Regions from separate parts of the Mus musculus genome. Here region 2 is linked to region 1. A link is a contact called in ENCODE Hi-C or POLR2A ChIA-PET data. All regions are on one chromosome and are shown on one strand. The core of a region is the stretch at or near the end of the contact, and the rest is flanking DNA. Distances in the headings are between cores, read along the strand shown. Region 1 holds the start of Tsc1 (TSC complex subunit 1). Region 2 holds the start of Spaca9 (sperm acrosome associated 9).

What was found. Hi-C counts contacts between places; a loop is a spot of excess contacts on that map. ChIA-PET counts read pairs that join two places held with the same protein, here RNA polymerase II (POLR2A).
Region 2: POLR2A ChIA-PET joins it to region 1 with 20 read pairs in embryonic stem cell. The contact joins the promoter of Spaca9 here to the promoter of Tsc1 in region 1. A Hi-C loop is called at or near these places in 1 of 37 maps with a recorded cell type or tissue (T-helper 17 cell). POLR2A ChIA-PET finds 5 or more read pairs at or near these places in 3 of 5 experiments (Patski and embryonic stem cell).

What each region holds. Positions count from the first base shown.
Region 1 is chr2:28,638,781-28,643,773 of GRCm38, forward strand. Tsc1 (TSC complex subunit 1) reads left to right here and starts at 2,453. Exons shown (of 23, transcript NM_022887.4): 1 at 2,453-2,510.
Region 2 is chr2:28,697,502-28,702,494 of GRCm38, forward strand. Spaca9 (sperm acrosome associated 9) reads right to left here and starts at 2,150. Exons shown (of 5, transcript NM_027283.1): 1 at 2,081-2,150. Ak8 (adenylate kinase 8) reads left to right here and starts at 2,660. Exons shown (of 13, transcript NM_001033874.2): 1 at 2,660-2,773. The coding sequence starts at 2,690.

The DNA of each region.
Region 1 (4,993 bases), core at 1,203-3,702:
ACTGCGGTTTATAAACCTCAACACCCGTGTCTGGGATCTTACTCTCTTTGCAGCCTCCTCTCCTACTTCTATTTCACAAAAATCAGCCTTTATGTAAAATCCAACCCGAGAGAAGGCAACTGTTCTGGCTAGGTTGTTTATTTGGTCAACTCAGCTTAAATTGGGATCATCTGGGAAGAGGTCATCTCAGCTGAGAAAATGCCTCCATCAGATCGGCCTGTAACAGAGGTTGAGGGCTCCGCCCACTGTGGGTGGGGTCTTGTATGGGAAGGTGGTCCTGCTTTGTATGAAGGAGCAAGCCAGGAAGCGTTGTTTCTCCACGGCCCTGTCTGGAGTTCCTGCCAGGACTTCTCTTCATGATGGACTACAAGCCGTGAGAAGAAATAAACGTTTCCCTCCCTACGTTGTTTTTGGTCATGGTCTTCATCACAGTAACAGAAAGCAAACTAGGACAGTAGCGCACTTCTGTAATCCAAGCAGTGGGAAGGGCTGAGCCAAGAGATTCTCTAGTTCAAAACTAGCCTGGGCTGCAGAGACTCAGACCCTGTCGCAGAAGTAAATAGAATTTCCACAGTGCTACTGAGTCTTGTGGTACTTTAAAGTACTTTGAGTTTTATTTATATTAAGGTGCCTGCCCCGCCTCTGCCTCCTCTCAATTATTATTATTATTATTATTTTTTTTAATGAGTTTAACTTTCTCTTTAAATAAGACAATTGGGGAAGGGGGCCAAGCTTGAAAAACAGTAACACTTATTTTGGCAAGATAGCAACCAAAATCTAAAGTACAAGCTATTATATCCAAATTAAAAGGCATTAAAGAATAAACCATAATATTGGGGAGAGGGTACACAAACACAAGATACAGTATGTCTAAACATCTTGAAATTATAATTTTAGGGTAAAAGTTGAAAAATTACGCTGTTTTAGCTAGAGATTAAGTGCACCTTTTTTCCTGTTTTTCCCAAATAGAATCAGAGTTTACGATTTAATCACACCTCAAAGCTTTTCTCTCAATACAAAGCAACCACTAAATACACACAAAATACTTATTTGTTAATAATTTCCCTGGCTTATCCAACGTGCAATGCACACGACTTGAAAGACTACAATTTGGGGGTGAGTGTACACAAACTCAATTATCTTAAGGACAAGGAGAGCCTCCTGGATGTATGCTTAGGAGAGAAGTCCTAGTTCCCAAGAAGGCCAGGCGAGGGCGCCATCTCCTCGAACTGGAGTTATAGGTAGTTGGGAGCTGCTGCCATTTGGGTTCTGGGAACCTAACCCTGGTCCTCTGTAAGAGCAACAAATGCTCTTAACGGCAAGGCCATTTCTCTAGCTTCCGCTTATCATCTTTCACTGGGTCTTATTATATAAGTTTAAGTATAATAAAACCCCAAACTCCAACCCAAACCAAAAAACAACAAAATACAGCAACAACAAACCAAAACAAAAAATACACAATGCCAGGTGGTGGTGGTGGTTGTGGCGGCGGCTGCTGGGGCAGCTGCGGCGGTGAACACCTTTAAAGCTAGCACCTTTAAAGCTAGGCAGAGGCAGAAGACTCTCTTGACTTCCAGGCCAGCCTGGGCTACAGAGCAAGTTCCAGGATGGGCAAAGCATAAAGAGAAACTTTGTCTTGGAAAACCTTAATAAATACATAATTAATTAAAAAAATAATACAAATAAGGAAAATAACAGCAAATGAAAACTATATACATTCTGATATCCCTCTAAAAAGCTTTGCACCACAGCCGGCAAGGTTTGAAAAGACTTGACACCTTGTCATGGCATGCAAGTAAATCAAGGTATTCTGACTTTACAACATAAACTGCATCCTCTGACTAAGGCTGGCCTCTACATGTCACTCCACAGACTCTTCTGCAAAGGAAAAAGTGGTGGTGGGGGAAAGCCCCATCCTTTTTGCTGCAATTGACAGGCTGTCCATCCAAGGGGATCCCAGAGGCTCATTTGGAAATAGGAACGCCTACAGGGAGACCCCAAAGGTGGCAGGTGTGCCAAAGACAGAGGGACCTGGCTCGAAAGGGCCAGCGCTCTCCACTGAGCCTAGCCCTGCCAGCTTGTTTTTGACTGTGCTTGTTCCGAGCGCGCGCCTCCTGTCACCATCACGTGGCCGCCCCTCCCCACCCCACCCCTCGGCCGGTCTCGTGGCTCCGCCCTCTGCGCCGGGACTTCTTTCGGCCTCCTTCAGAGTCACAAGATCTCTCAGTGGGCTCCCACCTTCACGATCCTTCCGCCGTCCCCGCCTCCACATTAAAATCTCTTTCGGTTTTATTTATCTCGGCCAGCTTGTATCGTCATAAGTGGTATATCCTGTCCTGTCTGGAGAGGCTGAGACTCTGGCCATCTGGCATTAGGCTCGGAGCGTAGTAGAGACCCGAATAGGGACTCTTTTTCATAGCGGAGGCCCCCGCCGCTCGAGACGCTTCACGCCAGGGGGAGGTGCTGCGCGTCCAAGATGGCGGCGCCCTGTAGGCTGGAGGGACTGTGAGGTAAACAGCTGAGGGGGAGGAGACGGTGGGTGAGTACGGGGGGTGTTTCCCCTTCTTTTCCTTGTGGGCTTTTCGGGGCAGCTCTGGCAGCGTGACCTCACGCTGTGGGGCGCTGCGGAGCGCGTTAGCCGAGTCGGGGGTCCGGGGAAGGGGGTTCGGGGAGCTTCTTCCTCGCCCTCATCGCGCGCTGGCTCCGGCAGGGCTCGGCTTGGGCTGCTGGGGCCCCGGGGAGCTGAGGCGGGCCTGCTCCGTCCGATGGCATGGCTGGCTGCAGCTCCGGGCCCGAGGTGGCCCCGCTAACCCGCCCCCCTCGCTTGCTGCGGTGACAGGCTCCCGCGGGGGTGCGCCGCGCAGGTCAGAGACCCCGGGCCCGGCACGGGGACCCGGGGGTGGGGTCGCGGCTCGAGCCTCTACTGCAGCCGCCGGGGCTGGGGGTGGAGAATGAATGAAGGCCGCCTGTGGGCACTGGAGGCTGCCCGGCGCCCGCCGTCTCGGGGAGAGTGTGCACGGCCGAGTGCTTGGCTCTGGGTGTACTTGTGGGTGTTTAATTGATGCTGGAAGACAGTTACCTCCAAGTCGGCAGAGGTGCTCGTTAGCGACAGCTACCTGCCCAGCCACTGCTGAACGCTCATTCATTCATTTGAGGACCTGGAGGACCCACTGCCTGCGGTCCCAGACACCTTTTTTAGAACCCAAGCACTTTCTTTGTGTTGTGGGTTAGAAGAGTTTGGCTTCTCGCGTGTTGGATTTGGAATGAGAGAGACGTGGGGATGGCGTGGAGTGTGGTCGGCCAGTAATCGCAACTATCGTTTTTTTTTGTTTTTTTTTTTGTTTTTTTTTTGTTTTTTGTTTTTTGGAGAGGGGGAATAGGGGGTGCCTGTGTGACCGAGCACTATTGAAAGTGCTTGGTAGCCATCCTGTCTTTGGTTCTGGACAAAGGAGAAGCAGTCTGCAGCCTTTCTAAATGAAGAAACTGAGGCCTGGAGAGAGTGGAATAATTTGCCCAAGGTCACACCCCCCTATTCTGAGACAGCACTGGAATTGAAGTCCGACTGGTTCCATTTGTCTGTTATTTGATTAAAGGTGGCCTATTATTAAGTGAGTGTAGTTAATCATTTGGCCAAGGTAGGGATATGTGTGTGTGTGTGTGTGTGTGTGTGTGTGTGTGTGGTGAGAGATTTTGAACAGGGTGCATTTGGTTTGTATGTCTTAAGCTTTTGTTTCTTACAGCACGGTGTATTTGGTAATCCAAATTTGGTTACAAAGTATTTTGTATTTTTCCATAAAACCGGTGGTATTCACTGAAAAAAAAAAGGCTGAAATCCTTACTTAAGAAAACGAATATGGAATTAGCACTTCACTTTACGTATTGTAAGCTGTAAAAGTACTAAAATAGACTAATGCTCTTCTGAGATATTTTGATTTATAACTTTAGGATCAAGTTGGAGTCATCTGCATTCAAACAGGCTGGGGAAGCGCAGTGGTAAATTCTAGGAAGCTTCACAGAGCCTAATCTTCTGGGAGCCTTTGATTTACTGAGCAACCCACCTGTGATTTTTAACTTGAGCGTCGCTGAATAAACCTGGGATATGCAAATAGGAAAACTGATTTAGAGTTTTGTAAGGAAATGCCCCTTTAACAGTCATACATCAGGCAAACGAGGCTGTTCAGACTTTTGTAACCACCTGGTGTAAATGTAAGGGGTATTTATAGAGGATGTGAACAGAAAATACCTTCTTACTAAAGTTAATATCTTCTCTAAAAACACCCTTACATCATGGGGCTAGAAGGGCAGATGATGTAAGCTTTCTTAGCTTCATGCATCTCTTGGTGTCATGAACACTTGGTATGCCCCTAAATTCCTAGGTAGAAGGAAGCAGGCTGGCAGTTTCTTGCATGTTTTCAATAAGCTGGTGTCTGCAGGCTTGTGTCTCAGCGCCACGCTTCCTCATTGGCTTACGAGCAGAGCTACCTGGTCCTGTGGATGCTGTGGTATGGTGCTTTCTGTGCAGACTTGTGAGAGAAAACTGAGCAGTTTGACCAGGGCAGAGCTAGCACAAACCTGAATATGTAATGGTTACAGGAGAACAGAATTGCCAGAAGCAAAGAATTCCAAATGAATTTACCTGACCCTCTGTGTGCCTAATATCTGTCCCCACAGTAGGCACACCTGTGTACTCTGTCCTTGAGGTTTTCGTGCATGGGGTTTTTTTGTTTTTGTTTTTTGTTTTGGAAGAAGTCTTCTTATGTGTTCCAAAAAGATACTTGATCATGGACTTAAAGTAACATTTTGGGTTATTTGCTTCTTTCAATTTTTTTTTAAAGATTTATTTATTATTATACATAGGTACACTGTAACTGACTTCAGACAGACCAGAAGAGGGAATCTGATCTCATTATGGGTGGTTATGAGCTACCATGTGGTTGCTGGGCTTTGAACTCAGGACCTGTGGAAGAGCAGTCAGTGAGTGCTCTCACCCGCT
Region 2 (4,993 bases), core at 900-3,399, 58 kb after region 1:
CTTCTCTCTCTCCCTTTCCCCTCTCTCCATGTGGCCATGGCTGGCTTCTCTCTTTGTACCTTCTCTCTGTTTCTCCCTTCCTTTCTACAATAAATCTCTAAAACCATTAAAAAACAAAAAACAAAACAAAAAATCAAAAAACTGAGAACAGACCAGAACATGGCCTCTGTGGATGCTGGCCTGCACATCACAGAACTTGGAGATGACTAGAGGAGACCCTTTAAAGATCTGAGGGAGAAGCTAAACCCACATGGGAAGTGGGCAAGCCGGGATCTGTCATATCCCTGCTTGATTCAGGGTAGCTCTTTGATTGGACCCTCCCTCTTTTATATTCCTTAGAGACAAGATGACAGGGATCAGGTTGGCTGTGGCTGCTAAGGAACAGGTGGGCGGTGCTAGCAAGGATCTGGAAAGTTATCCACTTCTAGGGTCCCCCTCTAGCTGGACTTGGGGGGCCTCACTTCCACTCCTATCCCAGAGCAATGAGAATTAGCACTCATGGGGCTCCCTCCCCTGTGCTCAGCTCTCTGCCCATCCTCAGGGCTTCCAGGTTCTCCAAGGAAGCCATGCTAACTGGCTTGCTGTGCCCCACGAGCTCCCTAGAGCAAACCTGACTTAGTTCTTGATCCTAGCAACTTGTGACATGAACACGTCAGGGATGTCACAGAAGGGGATGTAACTAGCTATCCAAAGTGATTGGCCCCTGACCACAGGCCTCTGCAGCCAAATTAGAGTGGATGAAAGGCCTGGATGCAGGCGCTGCTCTCTCTGGGGGAGAAGGGAGGGAAAGGTGATTACCCCATAGGTTTGAGGCTTTAATTGATTTGTATTTTTCCAGGCTGCTAAAGAAGATTAGATCGCAGTATGAAAAGCGCCTAGGGCTTAAAATAAATGAGCGGAGACGAAAGCCACTTCAAAAATGTCCAGGAAGCACACTGAACCCCCCCCCCCCCAGTGCAAGCTGCAGTGTGGCTGCTGCTTTCTTTGTTGGGGAGGCCTCATCTTTGCTTCCCCAGCTGACAAGTCTACCGAGGCCTGAGGCCTTTGAGGAAGCAGGTCTCGGGGACAGAGGGCTGCGCTGTGGCTTTACATGGGCAGGTGTCATTATCCCAGGTCAGAACGCTAGCTCTCAGCCTTGAGGCTCCCTCTGATTTCATTCTCAGCCCCTGGGCAAGACTTTTCCCCTTTGCTAGGCCTTAGCCTCTGTTTCTGTAAAAGGTGGGGGATTGGATAGAAACTCTTCAAGCTATTGAAACTTCCTCTCTGTGCCCAGCAGCTGTCGAGGGAAGAAATCCAGAAAGAGGAAATGACTTGCCCAAAGCCACCAGCTAACTCCTCTGGCCTGTCTTATTCTGCAGTGTCTTGTCTGTCTTCGGAGCAGAAGGTTTTCATCTGACTTGACACTGCCTGGTGCTGTGGCCCCCGGAGCCCCTGAGAGCTCCTCCAGCTTGACCCATGCAAACAGGTGAGCTACAGGAGCAGGAGTGACTCGGTCCCCAGCACTTGCTGCTCTTCCAGAGGGCCTGGGTTTAGTTCTCAGCACCTAGATCTATTGGCTCACTGCTTGCAACTCTGGCTCCAGGGTTCCAAAGTCCCTTTCCCAGCCTCTGCTCTTCCTCTGTCCCACCCTTATACACATTAATACATAAAGATAAAACTTGTGAGACAGGAACGATTGTTGTCCAAAGTGAGGTGAGATTAAGATTAGTCTAAAGATTAAGTGAGATATCACTATGTACCCACACTGTCCACTCCCTATAGGCCAGTCACTGTCGGGGACTTCAGGGTAGTTGTGGGAGGAATGCCTGAGTGTTCCCCACTGCTCAGGGTAGAAACTTAGGCTCACTGTAAATCTGTCAAATTTACAACATCTAGAGTTGGACTTGTGGCTATCATCGTAGGCTGTGTGTACCTCCCTCTGGGTTACTACACAGAGTCCTTCCTCCACGATGCCACCCTTGCCTCTTCCACAGCTACACGCAGCTTTCCTCCCCCTAGGCCAGGACACCTCCACCTCTTTCTCCCCCACTCCCATAGTGTTTTCGACCCAGCTCGTCGCCGGCGCTCCATCCCCCTTTACCCTGGTTTGACTTGGACTGGCCTTCGCCTCACAGAGTGCCCAGAAGCTTGCAGTGCCTCCGTGGGTGTGCGGCCCCGAGGGCGGGAAGGCCCCTCAGGAAATGGGCGTGGGCGGGGTCGAGGCCATAGAGGCCAGGCAGGCTTGGCCGATTGTGACCACAGGTGCTATGGCAACCCGGTCACATGACTCGGCCGGCCGCCCAAACCAGGAGACCCGCCCAGTTTCCCCCCACCCCCACCCCCATATGATCTGGGCGCATATGACTTTTCCTCCTGTAGAAACCGGTCCCACGTCTGCCCCAGCGTCTTTCATTTAAAGATGGGGAAACTGAGATCCAGGGAGCAGGGTCAGCTTCCAGCGCCCAGATCCGCACAGTTGGCTACACCAGAAGCAGGATTTATTCTGTCATCCGATCCCCCATTGCTCTGTAGCTCCACAGGCGTTCTGGGGTTTGCTTTGTGGCCCTGGGGAGGGAGAGCCGACTGCAGATCAGGACCTCGGTGGATGGAATCCGGGACCAGGACTCGCCCCAGCTGAGGCGCTCACCGATGACGCATAGCTTGGCGTCCCAGCAACGCCGTTACTAAGGAGCGGAGCGCTGTCGGAAACATGGATGCAACCACAGCCCCTCATCGCATTCCCCCGGAAATGCCTCAGTACGGGGAAGACTACTACATTTTCGAGATGATGCAGGTGATCAGGCGCCCGAGGATAGGGAATACGGCTACCGGGCCGGGCCGGCAGCATGGTCTGGGGGGAAATCCCTTTCCTCAGTTTCCCCACCTGTGAAATGGCGCAGTAGTCTCCAGGGCCTCTTCTGGCATTGTATGGGAAACCTCAGCCGGTTCCTGAGCCCTGAGTCTTACCTAAGCTGGGCCTTGGAAGCCCTAACAAGCTAGGCTCACCCACCTCACTCCAAGACCAGTTAAAGAGATAAGCAACAGAAAAAAAGAAAAAGTCAGAGAAAGGCTTATTTCCTGTGACCACAATGGAAGGAGGAACACGTTCAAGAAGTTCAGTGACCTGCTTCCCGGGGCTAGTTTTGGGGTCCACACAAGTCTAGTGTGATCCCGCACCTCACTGACCCATATCTGTCTCCGTTCCACTCCCTCCTGCAAGGTGGTCTGACAAGTTGGAGGAAAACTTCCCAGGAGACCCGCCCCTCTGGCTGGTGCCAGCCTTTTCCTTCTCCTGGCATGAGGTTCCTGGGAAATTCCAGTTCCCAGGACCAAACCGATTGTCTCAGCCGTCAGGCAAAAGACACATGTGTTTTGTCTCATGAGGGTGTCTTTGACCCTGTTAGGACAAGTAGGGGACCGTATAAGTTTTAGATGGCATCCCTATCCAGGTGGTCTCCTCTGGGGCAGCATATTTTCTACATAGCCTCTATCCTCAGAATTGGCCTTTTGAAAGCCCTCGTCCCTCATCCCTTATACTAGCTCCCAGCTTGTCCTGGTTCCCAGGCAACTGTGGCCTTCAGCCAAACCATATCCCCATCTATGTGTGCTCCAGTTTTTGACTTGTGCTCTCCAGAGGTGAAAGTGACTTTTAGGGGCTGGACCGATGAGCTGTCTAACAGTCAGTGATTCTGGGGGCCGCAGGCAAACTAGAGCTCAGTTTCTAGTACCCTATACTGCAAGCCTAGCATGCACACGCGCACACGTGCGCACACACACACACACACACACACACACAGACAGAGAGAGAGAGAGAAGGAGGGGGACACCGTGCTGGCACATGAGCCCAGGCCAAGGAGCCTGAGTCTACTGAGCAAGCTCCTTTGGAAAGTGTTAATGGAGGGGAGACCAAGGAGTGGCCAGCCACAAATAAAACAGCAAATCTGGGGGCACGAGAGGGGTGATATATGATCCTGGCCTGCTTTCTTGTTGGATTGGTGGGGCGATAACCAGAATACTTTATCTTATTATCATTTATTTTCAAATAATCTTAGACTTGGGAAGTTATAAAAATGGCGTTCACCTCTTGTCTAGCTTAGGCCGTGTAACCTTGGTCTTCTCAAAGCCGTGAAGCAGAAGTGGGTGCAGTGCTTGAGCCTCCACTGCAGGCTTCTCCTGGATCTCACCCCCTTTCACCTGCTCTTGGGTTTCTGTGGTGGTGTGTACAGCTCTGTGACGTTTTATCAGATGTCTGTGGCTCTCATGGGATTCACAGATCCACTGCTGTTCATCCGTGATAACAGACTGTCCTCAGACTTGGCTTCTTTTTGTCTTGTCCTGAGAAGGACTCATGGCCTTATCAGCCCGAAGCATGCAGATGTGTTACCTGTGTAACCTCTTAGTCAAGAAGTGAACACAACATCTCTAAGCACAGAGCCAGCCCAGCTGTGCCACTGAACGAATGGTAGGGGGCTGGGGAAGGAGGGCTGAGGCCCCAAGAAGAGGAGGGACTTTCGGATGAGATCTAGAGTCTAAACAGGACTCCCCATTGGTGCTCTTGACTACTCTGCACCTCATTGTCCTCATTGGCCCTTCCTACCTCTCCTGCAGCCCAGCTGCTGTCAGCTCTCCAGTTCCCTGGTGTGCCACTCTGAAAACTGCTTCCTCTGACGTGTTTGCTCAGTTGGTTAAATGGCCAACATCCAGGACTATTTAACTGCTTGGCTGATAAGTATTCTGTCCCACTTTGGAGAGACTCAGCCACTAGTGAGGGCTTCGTTTCGTGGCTAGCATCTGCACTGGGTACCTACTGTAATTGTGTAGACAGGGAGGACCGCAAAACCCATGGAGTGTCGAGCAGGAATAGGAGAGGCAGGGAACAGAGGTACACATGCAGGCCTGTGCAGGAGCAGAGAGCAGCAGGGGTTTATCTGGTGCACTGAGAGCTGATGATCAAGAAGCCAGGTCAAGGAGCAAGAGGCGTTCTAGGCAGAAGACCAGCATTCACTGAGGCGCT